Linked DNA regions of Homo sapiens: region 2 is linked to region 1. Evidence: chromatin loops called from intact Hi-C (ENCODE). Cell type or tissue: PC-3. All regions are shown on one strand. Each heading gives the region's core, and the rest is flanking DNA. Links, peaks and the distances in the headings are about the cores only.

Region 1 (7,349 bases), core at 2,461-4,960:
CAGTCTTTCTACACCCACATTTTTTTTCTTAATTATCTCCACCAGGCTGAGTTAGTTAAGGACAGATCTATAGCATTTCCTGGATGTCAAAATGCCCACACACCTTCTGCAATCCTTGGGCTACCTGCTTCCTTTCATGTTTCTTTTGGCTTGTCCATCTAATTATCTATTATCATGTGTATATAATGCATTATTCATGAGACCCAGGCAATTTCAGGATGTAATATTTTTGATTTTAAAAGGAAATGACCTGAAAAATTATAACTTCTGCTTGCACAAAGAAAATAAGCAGTAAATTTGATAGCAGGTCTTCCATCGCACCACCTGCTTTTAAAAATAATCCGCAGAAATTTGAGATCATTCTCTAAATTAAAACTTTCCTAGCCATCATTCCATAAATGAACAGGTTCAACACCTAGATTCCTTCTATTCTGGGTTCAAATATGTTACTTTGATTTTTTTCATGATATACTTCTTAACAAGTTAAAAATTTGCGGTACCCACCCAGAATTGTAAATCACCAAAGGTTAGGGTAACTTAGGCCTTAATTTCCCCTACACTGCAAGAAATAGTTATAGACTATATCTTTTATATCACTCAAACTTGGAACGGAAGTGGAATTTAGAGTTTATTCTGAGAACATCTCTTTTGTTTTATGTGTGAGGAAGCAGAGATCAAGAGTGACTGATTGACTTTTTTGGGTACTGACAAGCGGTTGGAAGTAAAGCCTAAACTCAGGCTTTTAATCTTATTCACTGTGTTCTCTTGAAAAAAGGAATCTTATGAGTCCAGAGGTCTGTCCCCTTCTAAGGATTGGAGCAAATAAAGAGACCAGTCTTTGTCTCTAGGCCACAAGATCCACCAAGATAGGGACCATTTGGTCTTGCTTGTTCTTGAATCTCCAGATTGTAATACAGTTCCTGGCACATAATGGCAAATTATGTGTTGCCAATTAATACTTACAAAATAAAATTATGAATGCTAGAGTCTCTATAGAAAGTATACCTTTTGGGCAAAATGGGAAATGATCAGCCAAGCTCATGATCCACATAAGTATCAGAACATCTACCAAGATAAACAAGTACCCAGTGTCCAAGACTGGGATGAAATTCCAGAGGATTGAAACAAAACAAGCCAGCATGAATTCATGTATCAGATATGAGCTGGGCTAAGTGACCTCTGAGAACCTTCCCAGAACCCAGATTCTATGATTCACAAGTAAAGGTAATGTACATCTTGGCTTTGGTTCTTCTTATTCTTTGTATTTGTTTTTTGGGGAATTAGCAACTATGACTTAGATGGTATGTCAACTAGAGGAAGAGTCCTGCTTTCTTTGAGTGTCTAACTGTGGGAGAGGGAAATACTGTCTTAGGAAGACTAGTTAAAACTTTCCATTAGGCCTGAAATTTTGAAAACTATTTGTAAAAAATGTTTTTAATTTAATTAAATAAATCAAAATAGGAGAAAATAATGCCTACAGCTCCCTCTGATGCCCTAGTGGAGTTTAAGGCAGCATGGTCTAGAGAGGAACAAACACAAATTTCCTTAAAATTTGAAGAAAGACTCTGAGTTAGTCTTTACATCTTACTGGCAGTGTAGTGTTAGATAATTCTGCACCTTACTTTCCTCATCTGTAAAAGGTGATTGGTGATTCCTACCTTACATGACTGATAAGGAAATCAAATGAAACCTATAGAGAGCTGTCAAAGTACTATATGAATCTAAAGTGTTATTACTAGGAAATACAAATAAAGTCTGCACTATAGCAGAAAAATCTCTTATAGGATTGTTTTATAATGTTGGAAAGAAAGCAGAAAAAAAATCCACCTGAATTTTTAAAAAGTCAGAATGAATACTCCAAAAATTGCCAAATGAGATTAGAGGCAGGGTTAAAGAATTCATCCTTCCCTCTCTGCACCATAGTGTTTTAAGGGTATTAATCTTTATGAAACACGTGTATCTTTCTCAAAAGACACTTGTTAAAGCAGCAGCTCTACATTCCAAAGTAAAAGAGGAAAGATGTCATATTTTTGAAATTATAATCACCTTTAAGCCAAAAAGGGGAAAAATTTTTTTGTTGAAAAATTTAATCTTTCTTTAAGACCTCTATTTCCATAGCACTCAATGATGGTAAGCTTTCACTAGATGCTAATGTTTATTTTTATTGCTAAGTAGTACGCAATGTTCTTGACATAGATTATGGCATGTAAATTTAAGAGACTCACTGCTTGTTAAATTCCCACTAGAAAACACACACAGAGACACACACGCCCATACACACACACACACAGACACACACACACACACACACACACACACAGCAGTAGCAGATCAGCAGAGAAAGACACCAGCCAAAGAAAGATAATTTGAGATACTTCTGAGGTAGCAGTTGTAAAATTAAAATAAGCAACTCATTAAATTATCCATAGAGTGAAAAGAAAGCTGCAAAAATAGATATTTTTCTGGCAAGTCAGTGCTTTTCAGAATAAATTTAGTTTTCAGCAGAGCTTTTAAATCTGATGATATCAGTTCATATTCATTAGAGTTATTTAAGTGGTTAGACTAGTTTGTCTAATTAAAACCAAAGAGTAGCTTTACTGGCCTTTGAGAGAAGTATATTTAATAAAAAATATGCTCAGTTAGACATCATTTTAACTGACAGATTGTAAGCAATATGATCGAGTGAATGTTACTTGAGCAAGTTTGAGCCTGGTCCCAAAATTACAGAATTACAAAATAAAAACCCTTTGTAAGTCATGCTTTAATGCTGGTTTTCCCTCATTTCTGTTTCTTGGCTGATTATCTATTTTGTGGTCATCCAGTCCCTTGCCTTCTCTCTCGCTCACTGCCTGATTTTGGAATGTTGTTTCTTACTAAAGCTTCCCCTAGAGGACAGGCCAGGAAAAGGAAAGAAACTAAATTCACCAGCTTCTCTTCTTATTAAGAATTTAGATCAGAAATCTGATAGGGAAAGAGTCTGGCAAATGAAAGGGGAAGCTTATTTATGTTGATTTTAGATCTTTAAAAGCCTTCTTTCCAATGTACATTAATAGACAATTGAAAAATAATATTTTATAAGCCAACTAATCACTTGCTTTTAAAATCCCCACTTACTACCTTGAGCATATACATTAGATTATGTTTTAAAATAACTAGTACTCTGGTTCAGTGAAATGAAAATGATATGTGCAAAGAGAATGTCATAATGATACCTCCCATTTATGGAGTGCCTGCTTCCCAGTTTGCAAAGCCCTTATATATATTCTCTTCTATCCTCCAAAAATTGCTGTGTTGTAGGTCTTACTATCAATGACACTGAAAAAGCTACTGGCAGGATGCTCATATTCTCATCTGAATCAATACTGGTATACTCCATTGGGGGAGCTAGACCAAGCTAAAATCTCACATACAGAAATATTAATATGCAAGACCAAGGGGTATAAAAGTAGGCTAGGTTACTGTTAATTTAATAGCATCTAGGTTAAAATTCTCTCTCTTTCCTCTTTCTTCCCTTCTTCTCTCCATCACCTTCTAGTCTTCTGACTGATTCCAAACAGGACAATTGAAATGTCTTGCCTTCATGCTGAAGAGCTCTTTGTAAATACACATAAACAGTGAATATCAGGTGCACCATTTTTAAAGTGCTATTCATTTCCACAACAGTTTAGGTGAAACCATGTCATCTTACAAGTTGAGTGTGTGTGTGTGTGTGTGTGTGTGTGTGTGTAGAGGATGACGTGACACTTTTGAGGTTTATTTAAGTTGTTAAAGACCTCAAGGTTACAAGACTTAGACTGTTAAGCATTTTTCCTCCCAGAGACACGAAATCTACAATTTTCTCGATTCAACTGTCAACTAAATTGGCAAGTCAACTAAAAGGATAATATTCCCTTAACGATGCATTCATTTGAAGCCCTAGCAACTGTATTAGGCAGCAGCGAGTATTCGCTAGCAAGGGATGGCGCGGGGAGAGGGAACTCTGCAATTTAGAGTGACAGATGATTTCTTTCCCATCCATCAAGCTGCCTCAAAATGTCACAATATTTACACCTCTTTCTTGGTGAATTAGAATCCAGAGACAAGCAGACAGAAAGAAAAAAATAATAATTCCGGCCGGTTGCCGCCTGATTGGAAAAAGCAAGCGTTGCACCTTTAAATTCTGCTCCTCCATTCCCCGTTCCGCACACCACCCCCCCCCGCCCCTCCCGGGATTTTGCAATAAATCTCCCAGTTCTGCGTTCAGCCCTGCAGATCCGTATTTAAAACAGCACCATCTGGGAAGGGTGGGTGGCGATGGTGATGCGGGCGCCTTGGAGTTCCTTTGCAGCACGCTTGGAATTGCATCAGACTGATCAGAAATCCCCCCGCCCCCAAGCTCAGCCCCTCCCGCCACGCTCCCCTGCCCGCCCCTCCCCTCCCCTCCCTTCGCGTAGATCTGACTGAGAAAACGACTGGATCTCGGAACAATCTGTGCCCCATTCGCTGCAGGCTTGCTCCGTAAACCCTGCCCTACGCTCCCTTTGTGTGCCGAGCAGCCTATCACCGTCATCTGATCCTAGCGCCTGTTTTTTATCTTTTCCTTCTGAATTTCCACAATATCCTCGCTTCGCCTATGAATCCACCTGCGCAGAGTTGGGATTCTTTCTTTCGTTCGTTAAAACAGTGGTCTTGAGTTTCGGAAACAGATTTTTCCTACGTTCCCCTCACCCCTACCCCAAGCTCTTGCCTTTTAATTAAGAAGAGCTGATCGGGGGAGGAGTCCAGAACGACCAAACCCTGGGGCGAAAACTGCCACCGGGCTTGGCTCTGTGGCCGGAACAAAAGGCCTGAGAAGGGGGTGGGGGTGAGGGTTATAGGAGTGTGGAGAGCCTGGTGGCCCCCGCCCAGGGGCGCCTAAGTCCCTGAGCTCCCTGAAGAGTGGCAAGAGGATAACGCAGCCGCGCGTTCCGGCAGTTCGCTGTCCCCCGGGGGTGCAGGCGGGGGCGGGAGAGGTAGAACACAGGTCTGGGCGGCTCCGCGCCGCTTCTATCTCACCCGCCAAGCCCCTCACCTCCACCCACCGCCAGTCCCCTGCCCACCCGGGTGGCGGCGGCGGCTCAGCGACTAGCCGGCCGCCCTCCACCGGCGCCTCCGGACGCAACCTCGCCCTGGCAGGGCGGTCTGCGCGTCCAGCTGATTGGTGGCTCTGTCCAGCCGCCGCACGGAGCTAAAAGTGTTCTTCTCCACCGCCTCCAGCCGCCCAGGCCCCCTCGCCCGGCCCGCTCTCTGGCTCTTCGGTCCGGAAAGGACCTTCTACTCCCAGGCGGAGGCTCCCCTTTCCCTGAGTTACCCCGACTGACTCGGACCTGGGCTCAGTGAGGCATCCGGCCCGGCTGGGGAGCGGAGCGCGGTCTCGGCAGCTCCCCTTCCCTTGAGAAAGCGGGAACCCTCTAAGCCAGCGCCCGAAACTCGCGGGGAGGGAGGACAGAAGGGAAAAAAAAAAGAAAACCCAGAAAGAAGCATCCAGCGAGGAGCGAGGGCGACGGAGAGGAAGAGATAGAATGAGGGAGGGATGGAGGCTGGAGGAGGGGGCGGGGTGGAAGAAGGGGGGCGGGAAGGAGGGAGGGAGGGGGAAAGAGAGGGAGGGAGGGATACAGAGAGAATGAATCCTTCTCACTAGAAGAGCTGAAATTACCTTGATTCATTTTTTTGTGTTGGAGGTTTAGCTTTACCTCCTTCCCTCTTCCCAACCTCCACCTCCTCTCCCCACCGCACACCACCTCCACCGCCTGATTCTAAATGCTACAAAGTCAAATTTTAGGAATTCGAATGTTTTGCAAAAGCTTCATAATTAGTAATGAATCTACTGTACACACACACACACACACCAGCAAAGAGAACGGAAAAGAGGGAGGTGAAGAGGAGAAAAAGAGAGATAAATCTTACATTTGAATCAGACATTTGCAGGTCCAAGTTAACTAAACTCATTATATCCGCAGGAAGACTGAGTTTCTTTTTTTTCTTTCTCCCTTTGCCCCAGGGTTCTCACCTAGGGCAATTCAAACTGGGCAAATACCAAGAAACAACCCCCTCTCATGCTCTCCCTCTACCTCCTCCCCTCCACCACGCGTCCTCTCCGGAAGACAGTATCAAAATAGCTCAAGAATTGGGGATGCAAGGGGTCCCCGCCCTGGTGCTTACCTTCTTTGCGGCTTACACCACCCCGGTGGCTAGATCCTGGAGATAAACACTTGCATTTCCCAAAGTTAACCCAGTATACCAACCCGGAGCTTGCCAAGAGTCTATTCCAGCCTACACCGCTAGGAAGCCAACTTCAGCGAGCTCAATGAGGGGACCAAACTGGGGCTCGCTTTCCAAACGCTCCGCTCCAAAATCTGACTCTCTCTCCAGCCCCGATCTCAGTGTGAGCCGAACCTCAGAAAAGACGCTTTTTAAGGGCGACACAGGGTTGGCTTTACAGCGGGGCCAAGAAGACTACCTGGGGGTACCGCCACCTCGGACAAATCCGTTGGCTCTGTCCAAGGTGCTGAATGGACTCCTATCGCCCGGATTACACACCCGGCACAGCAGGAGGAAAAGGCTTAAAAATCTCTAATTAAGTGATACTTGATATTGCTCTAGACGGTTTCTTCCACTTCCTTACGGTTTGTCACGTGCGGATGGCTTTGCCAAAGCCATCCTGTTAATAGTTGATCACATGTTGATGAGAACCTTTTCTTCTACGAGAGGATTACCCATTACCGGTGATATGCACTTCTGACTTATTTCTCTCCCCCCAACCCCACCCCCCATCTACACCTAAACTCCCAGTCTTTACCCCACCCTTACCCCCACTCCACCCCCTAACCCCAACCTCTAACAGCATTATTGTTTTTAGATGGAAATTAACCCCCTTGCAAATGTCAATTACATGCCCACATATAAATCATAGAATATGATCATACACCATACACATTAAGGAAAAGAATAGAATGCAAGACTGCTGAGAGACAAGCATCAGCCTTGAACAACCAATATAACACACACCCCCCCACCCAGCTCCAAGTTTGTTCCACGCAGTTCCACATAGCTGTGTCAAATCTCAAATGATTCCAATTAAAGTTGCACTGTGTAAAAACCCGATTCCCCTGGCCTGAGTAGCTGCTGTTCTTTGGCGTGTGAAGTGCTAGGAAGAGCCGTGATATGCCCGTTGTTAAGCAACATGTCAAGATTTTTCAATTATAATGCAGGTTTTATTGCTACTCACCATTGTGCCTTTGCTGTCCTGGAGACTCAAGTGTCTTAAAATCTCGTCTCCCCAACAGATGCTGGAAGGTAATGTGTCTTGTTTGAAGTCATCATGTGAGAAG
Region 2 (7,349 bases), core at 2,586-5,085, 53 kb after region 1:
TAACCTCATGATAGGAATTGCATCTCCATTGCTCCAGGAAGTTTTCTAGAGGCCATCTTAGACTACAGAACTATTAGGTAAATTTCCTACTGAAGCACCATTAAAGACAAGTGTGTATGTGTCTGTGTGGTTTTCAGAATTGAAAACTACCTGTCTCTAGCAAAGCAGGATTTGACATTCCCTCCTCATTCTTCTCAATGCTGACAATGAAGAAGCGTTCCTGGTGATTCTGAGAATATAAGATGTCAGGGAATGGGTGGGGCTAAAAATCTAAGCACCCAAGCCCTGTTTGCACCTTCCCTGAAATTTAGCAAAGAGAACTTTTTATGACAAAATCTGCCCTTCTGTGTTCTCCATGGTCCTCTGCGACCCCTCTCCTCTTTGGCATCTTTCCGGAGGGCTGCTCCCTGACTGCTTCACCCTTCTCCACTAGTCCTTTCCTTGCCACCAGCACAGTGTCTGGGTCACTGCCTCCATGACAGCTCCTACACTACCATCAAAACCAAGAGCTTGAGGAAGGTAGAACAGGACAGCCAGACATGTCTACAGTAAATGCAGCTTCATTAGAGCCCACACTTACCTTTTAACAAATGGGAAAGGTGAGGGCCTGTATTAGTCAGGGTTCTCTAGAGAGACAGAACTAATAGGGGATATATTATATATTATATATTTATATATATGTAAAGGGGAGTTATTAAGGAGTATTAACTCACACAATCACAAGGTCCCACAATAGGCTGTCTGCAAGCTCAGGAGCAAGGAAGCCAGTCCGAGTCGCAAAGCTGAAGAACTTGGAATCACGTTTGAGGGCAGGAAGCATCCAGCATGGCAGAAAGATGTAGGCTGGGAGGCTAAGCCAGTCTAGTCTTTTCATGTTCTTCTGCCTGCTTTTTTTTTTTTTTTTTTTTTTTTTTTTTTTTTTTTTTTGAGTCGGAGTTTCGCTCTGTCGCCCAGGCTGGAGTGCAGTGGCGCGATCTCGACTCACTGCAAGCTCCGCCTCCCGGGTTCACGCCATTCTCCTGCCTCAGCCTCCCGTGTAGCTGGGACTATAGGCATGCGCCACCATGCCCGGCTAATTTTTGTATTTTTAGTAGAGACGGGGTTTCACCGTGTTAGCCAGGATGGTCTCGATCTCCTGACCTCGTGATCCGCCCGTCTCGGCCTCCCAAAGTGCTGCCTGCTTTTTATTCTGGCAGTGCTGGCAGCTGATTAATTGTGCCCACCCAGATTGAAGTGGGTCTGCCTTTCCCAGCCCACTGACTCAAATGTTAATCTCCTTTGGCAACACCCTCACAGACACACCCAGGATCAATACTTTGCATCCTTCAATCCAATCAAATTGACACTCATTATTAACCATAATAAGTCTACCCCTTATCAACTTGAACCCATACACATCTCCTGAGATCATACATAATATTCAAATAAAGATAATCATAGGTCATAATTATGCCTAACATAATACAACTATCCTTTGCACAATTGGAAATGCATCTATCCCCAATCCAAATGCTATCACATAAAGTTAACAACACTTAAATGCTGATATGAAGTCAATAAATCTTATGCCACATGATAATGGAAAAAGGAAATAAAATGAAGATTTTTTCTTAATACAACTGTATACATGCACAAACATCTTTTTAACAAAAGAAGGAGGAAAGACTCATGATAATTACAGTCCTCATTTCTGCAGCTGGTCACGTGGTCTTAGCTGGTATTGATGACTACCTTCTTCTACTACCTATTCTGTATTACCTTTGCCTTCAGTAAGCACCTCAGTACGTCATGGATTTTTCCTGGTAGAGTGACCCAAACTTTCATTCCTGAAGGGTCTGGGTCATTTGTAGTTCTGCCTGGATTGAGCCGTTGTAATTTCCCATTGACCTTAATCAACAGGGCATGGTAATATTAAGAGACGCCTCAAGGGATCTCCTGTATTCCATGCATACTCTTCCTTACCTCAACTGTGGAGTATTAGACTGATTTCATCTTAATAGTCTGGGTCAGTCACTCCAGCCAACACTGTAACTCCCTTCTTAGCCTGCTGACTTAAAGGTAGGAGGAGTCCAAAGTGTCCAGGTGGCAATCTTAGGACTGATAGGCCATTCTACTGTTCTATCAATCCAGCTGCTTCAGGATGATGGGGAACAGGGCCAGAGAGAAGTAGTAGAATGGAGAGAGAAATAAATGACAGAATGAAATTAAATTGCAGGCTCCCTGATCAGTGGTTAAATCAGCTAACCCAGCAAAACTGGTCTGCACTGTCAAGGCCAAAACAGGACTCTGTTTCCTTATATTTATCCAGAAGAACTTCTTTCTTTTCTAATGAAAGCAGGGGAAATAGTTAGAAGCAACGATGAGGTCCAATGGCAGGGTGCAGAAAGGGTGGGAGGGATAAAATGTTTCTTTCCTTAGAGAGAATACCCAGATCAAAGAAAACAGTTGCCTCAGCATCTTGGGTAAGGACGTTTTCATAGCCCTGGGCATAACCATAGCAGCTATCCTTGATGACCAAGGAAACCCTGTAACTGCTTGAGCCCTGCTCTGGTAGTCAGCTGTCTGTTCTTGTAGATCAGACAATGGAACAGATGAAGGGCAATGGTATAGGCTTGTGCTTCCCACTGTTTCCAATGCTAGCAGTACTGAGCCTAGGTGAGCCTCTCACCTCCCCACATCCCTTGGCAATGCACCAGTTGCATTGACCTAGCTTGTTCACTGGCCTTGACCTCCAGCACTGTGCATTTTCCATTGTACCAATCTGGTTTCTACTAGATGTCTGAAGATCCTGAAGGTTAAGCCATTAGAAAAGGTCTTTTAGTAAGGAAGCAGGATTAGGTAGTACTGCTTTAAACTACTTGGTTAAACTTTTTGGTTTTAAATCCCACTTTATCCTTATAGCTACAGAACCCTTGGCAAGTTATCTACCCTTTTTAATCTTCCACTCTCTCAGCTATAAAATAGGGATAATAACTAAGACACCTGGGGTTCTGGAGATGACCAAATAAAATAACACACATAAAGCAATTGGTGCTATAGCAAGTGCTCAGTAAATGTTAGCCATTGGTAACATGCAATTAACAACTCATTTTCCTTTCCCAAGTAGTGTGAGATGAAAATGGGAAATATATTGAAGCCTATGTGATTTTGCATATGGGATAATAAAAAAGCACTGGACTAGAAATCTACTCTGTTGTTGCCTTTCTGTCTCACCTAGGGAAAATCTCTTTTATTTCAGGCCTTAGTATTCCCATCTGTAAAATGAAGGCTCCCTGAGGTCCTTCTGTAACTTACATTTTATGCCCCAGTTTTTAGCGATGCAGCAAGCCATTGGGAATAGTATTCGAAGAATTAGAGTTAGTTATACATGCTGATCAGCACTAAAAGCTGCCTATTTTCTTAGCCTCTCCCTTGAGCAAATGCATGAGTGGTGGGGGCAAGGGAGGGCCTGTGTTTGAAGCATGGGAGACATAAGAACATCTGATTCAAGAGTAGACTTTTTTTGTGTGGGGGGATGTGTGTGCATGTATTTTAAATTAGAAGTCCAACAGAGAGATGGGAAATGGAAATGGCTTTATTCTTATGATCAGAAAGTTAAGTGTGACAGAGTTATGACTAATTCACAGGTAACGCAAGCTCCAGAGGAGAGCACTCAGGAAATAGATTGGCATGTGTGCTATTTTTACTGCCTCCCTTCCTCCCTGGCTGTCCAGAGCCTCAAGTGAGCCTTACTCATGGGCAGGTGGGGAATTTCCTTGAGGTATCGAATGTGCTGATGTCGCTTTGTAGCCTAGTTATGTCATGAAAAGAGAGGTGGAGGAGCCAAGCAAAGGGTGCCTGGTAGGATGGAAGCAGAACTCAGAAAAACGTAATCCTTCATTGCCAAATTCTGTCTCTGAAGGTCTAAGCTCTGGAACATTATCTGGGTCTGTGCTGGGCATCTTTTGTGTCTGGGGATCTGGCCAGCATGCTTTCTTTCTGTCTCATTTGAGGTACTGCAGGCTTCTACACATTAGGTCAGAGAGCCATCAAACACTAGTGTGACCAGTGAGAAAAGAAGGGATCTAAGACCTATTAAGAGCCAGTGAGGCACCACACACTAGGCTTGTTGATTTACACACTTTCTCTCCTTAATCTTCACAATATCCTATGGGATGGGTGCGGTAGTTCCCATTTCAGTTGAGGAAACTAAGGTTCAGGGAGATTAAGGAGTTTGCCAAAGTTCAGGCAGCTAAGAGGTGGCAAACCTGGTATTTGAACCAAGATACATCTGATTTCAAAGTTTTTTTTTTTTGAGAAAACCACACTTTCATGTCAGCATCATATGTTCAGCCAAGAGTCAGGGGATAGACTTACCTTTCAGCCAATTCCTTACAACACTACCCGTTTTACCTATTTTCCAGCTCCATTGCCTCCCTTGGTCCATACTGGAAGATCATTATGGAAAAGACCAAATCCAATAAGAATATATTCAATCTGTATCATGCAGACTAAACTTAAGTTTCTGACAATCCTGTGTCATGCAGACTAAACTTAAGTTTCTGACAATGCAAAGGCAAAGGAAGAATGTGAATCAATAAATATTATATAAAGCATGAAAGAAACATGCCCAAGGGGAAGTATTATATTTTACAATGCAAATTCTTTGAGCAAGAATAGTAAATAGTGTATACCACAACTCCTACTCCTAAGCTCAAAACAGACATGATTAATTGATCACAGAACTCCTTCTCCCATAACCTGAGTGCAGCCTCAGAATTCTCAAATCCTCCTCAGGAAGCAGGCACCAATTAATTTGGAATCTCTTTATCATTCTGTCTGACAGAGAAGCTATTCATTTCTTCACCATTCCTGTCTTACAGAGAAGCTATTCATTTCACCTCAAAGAAGTAACACAATTTTCTTGGAAGAGGGTGTATTTGAGAAAGATCTTGAGAAATGAGCAGTATGGTAGTGGGTAGGGAATGGTCATCCTAAGGGGACAGCATAAGCAAAGTTAGGGAGGCCAGGAGGGAGAAGAACTTAGGAATGACGAGTAATCTGGTATGAGTGTTTGTGTGTTAGGATAGGGGATGGGAATTGTAGTCCTTAGGAAAAAAAGAGAAGTTAAGTTGGATTAAAGTACAGAGGGCCTTGAAAATCATGTTAAGATAGCTATTCTTTCTTTCATAAGTTATAAAGCATCATGTTGAGATGTGTTCTAGAATAGCACTTCTGGCAGTACAGTGCAGAAAAGGTGAGAGAGGGTTCCACGAGGTGTAAGTATTTCAAAAATTCTAGATAACAGAAAATAAAGGTCTGAATCAAAACAGTGGCAGTTGGGAAAAAAGGAAGGAAAGAGGGAAGGAAGGAAGGAAACAAGGAAGGGATGGAGGAAGCCAAGTATTTAACATGTATCTATCATGTGCCTGGCATTATTCAAGATTCTGGGATATAGTGGTGAACCTGACAGATAAAAATCCCTGGCCCTCATGTAGTTTCCATGGATGATACAAGTAATAAATAGTAAACAACAACTGAAAGATTAGGATTAATTAAGACAGAGATAAGTGTAATGAAGAAAATAAAACAGGGTGAAGTGCTAAGGAAGTGCCTGGAGGAGACAAGACAAGATTGGAAAACCAGAGAAGACTGACTGTGGAGGGGATATTTGGGCTGAGATCTGAATCGTATGAAGAAACTAGCCATGCAAAAATCTAGGGAGTCAAAGGCCTTAAGGTGGAAGACACTTAAAGAGCTTTCAGAGCAGAAAAGATCCAGAGTGGCTGAAGCCTGGGGAGTAAAAGGAAGGTGATATGGGTGAGGCTGGAGATAACAGGGTTCCAGTTATTCTGAACTATCCAAGACTGTTCAGCAGCAGGATGCCTTCATTGCTTTATGTTTTGAAAAGAATAGACTAGAAATCAGTTAGGAGGCTATCTTAATAGTCTAGTCTAGAGCTGATGGTGGCTTGACCTAACATGGTAACCAAGGAGATGAAGAGAAGCATGCAAATTCAGGATATATGCTGGAAGTAGAAGTGATTGGAGTAGATTCAAAATTAAACATGGGAGTGGCAAGGAAAAAGAGGAATCAAGATTAATTTGTAAGTATGGATTGAGAAACTAGGTGGATGAAAAGAAAAAAAGGCAAAGAAGAGCATAATTACTACCTCTATACTATGTATACTATGTTTTACCCTGGATGGGTTTAACATTTAATACAGTGCGAGAAGTGCCATGTCACCGTTCTTGTTTTACAAGGAATCTTTATGGTTTTTTCAGAGCCCAGGAGGTATTGCATGAAAGAGCACAGAAGGAAATGCTAGAAATAAGAATGACCTTATTCCATTCTCATACACTGCTAAGGTAAAGTACATGGTTATAGTATTTCTGAAGAGCTATTTGGCAAACGATATCAAAAGCTATAAAAGTGTTTACATCTCATTGGCTAAGAAATTCAATTCATGGAATAGATCCTAAGACAACACTTAGAGAAAAGCATAACTATTAAGAACATATGTTAATGTCAACATTACTTATGAGAACAAATGGAAACATCCTAAATGCCCAACAATAGATGATTGCCTGAAAAATTGTCATATATTCATGTTATATTAGATAACTGTTACAAAAATGAAATTTTAGTGGAATAATTAATGATGAGAAATGCAAAAGCAGAGTACAGAACTATAAAATGATCTCTATTCTGTAAATAAGCATATAGGTGAGAATAGGGAAAAAAAACCTATCATCTTACCAGCTGGTATTACTATTTCTCTGGGTTAAAGTACTGCAGACATTTAGAAGCTGTGCTTTGATAAGTTGCTTGGATGGGTGTAAGACCCCCAAGGTTATACTCAAGTAATAAACCATAATCCCTAAACTCTTCTGCTTTCTAAAGAGGTGCATTCTATTGATTGTAGGATTTGCTGAGCAGAAGATAGAGAAAATATGCACATCTGCCGGTAGCACAGCATTGTTTTGCATAAGTGAGAGAGGGCAGTTAGGAAATCTACCATGTCACATAGGAGAGAGGAAGGAGAGAGAGAAAGGACATCTGGAAGGTGGTGGTTGGGTGAGGGATCACAGTGAGAAGGGAACTTTGGCAAAATGTTTAAGTGGTGTTGTCAGGTTGTTTGCTGTAAGCTTTTTGTTGTACATCCTCTCTTCCATGTCCCTTAAGGTATCTTCAGTAAATTATCTGTTTTTCACTAATTAGATTGGACATCTGTTGTTTATGCCCATCCACAATGTATTTCATCTTCTGCTAACAACGCCTTGGTTTTCTTCTGGGCAACCTCCCATCCTTCCCTCCCAGTCCACATGGTTTTGGTGTTACTGACCCACCCCCTCACCCCCAAATCCAGG

The links. A loop is a pair of places that touch in the nucleus more often than their neighbours do. Peaks named below come from ENCODE experiments on the same cell type or tissue, not always from the same donor. Only the 100,000 strongest peaks of a DNase experiment are listed, where the experiment ranks them.
Region 2: it touches region 1 in a loop (4-fold over the local background); 3 of 110 quality-filtered maps call a loop at or near these places.

What each region holds. Positions count from the first base shown.
Region 1 is chr11:27,714,166-27,721,514 of GRCh38, forward strand. It overlaps a transcript of BDNF not described here. Among named protein-coding and RNA genes, the nearest start is that of BDNF, 17 kb to the left of the region's middle. In PC-3, for the core only: CTCF peaks have their summits at 2,826, 3,417 and 3,619; a DNase peak (open chromatin) is centred at 4,416; H3K4me3 peaks cover 1,350 bases; H3K27ac peaks cover 524 bases.
Region 2 is chr11:27,767,097-27,774,445 of GRCh38, forward strand. No RefSeq gene overlaps it. Among named protein-coding and RNA genes, the nearest start is that of BDNF, 70 kb to the left of the region's middle. In PC-3, for the core only: no CTCF peak of the experiment used is centred there; a DNase peak (open chromatin) is centred at 3,705; H3K27ac peaks cover 690 bases.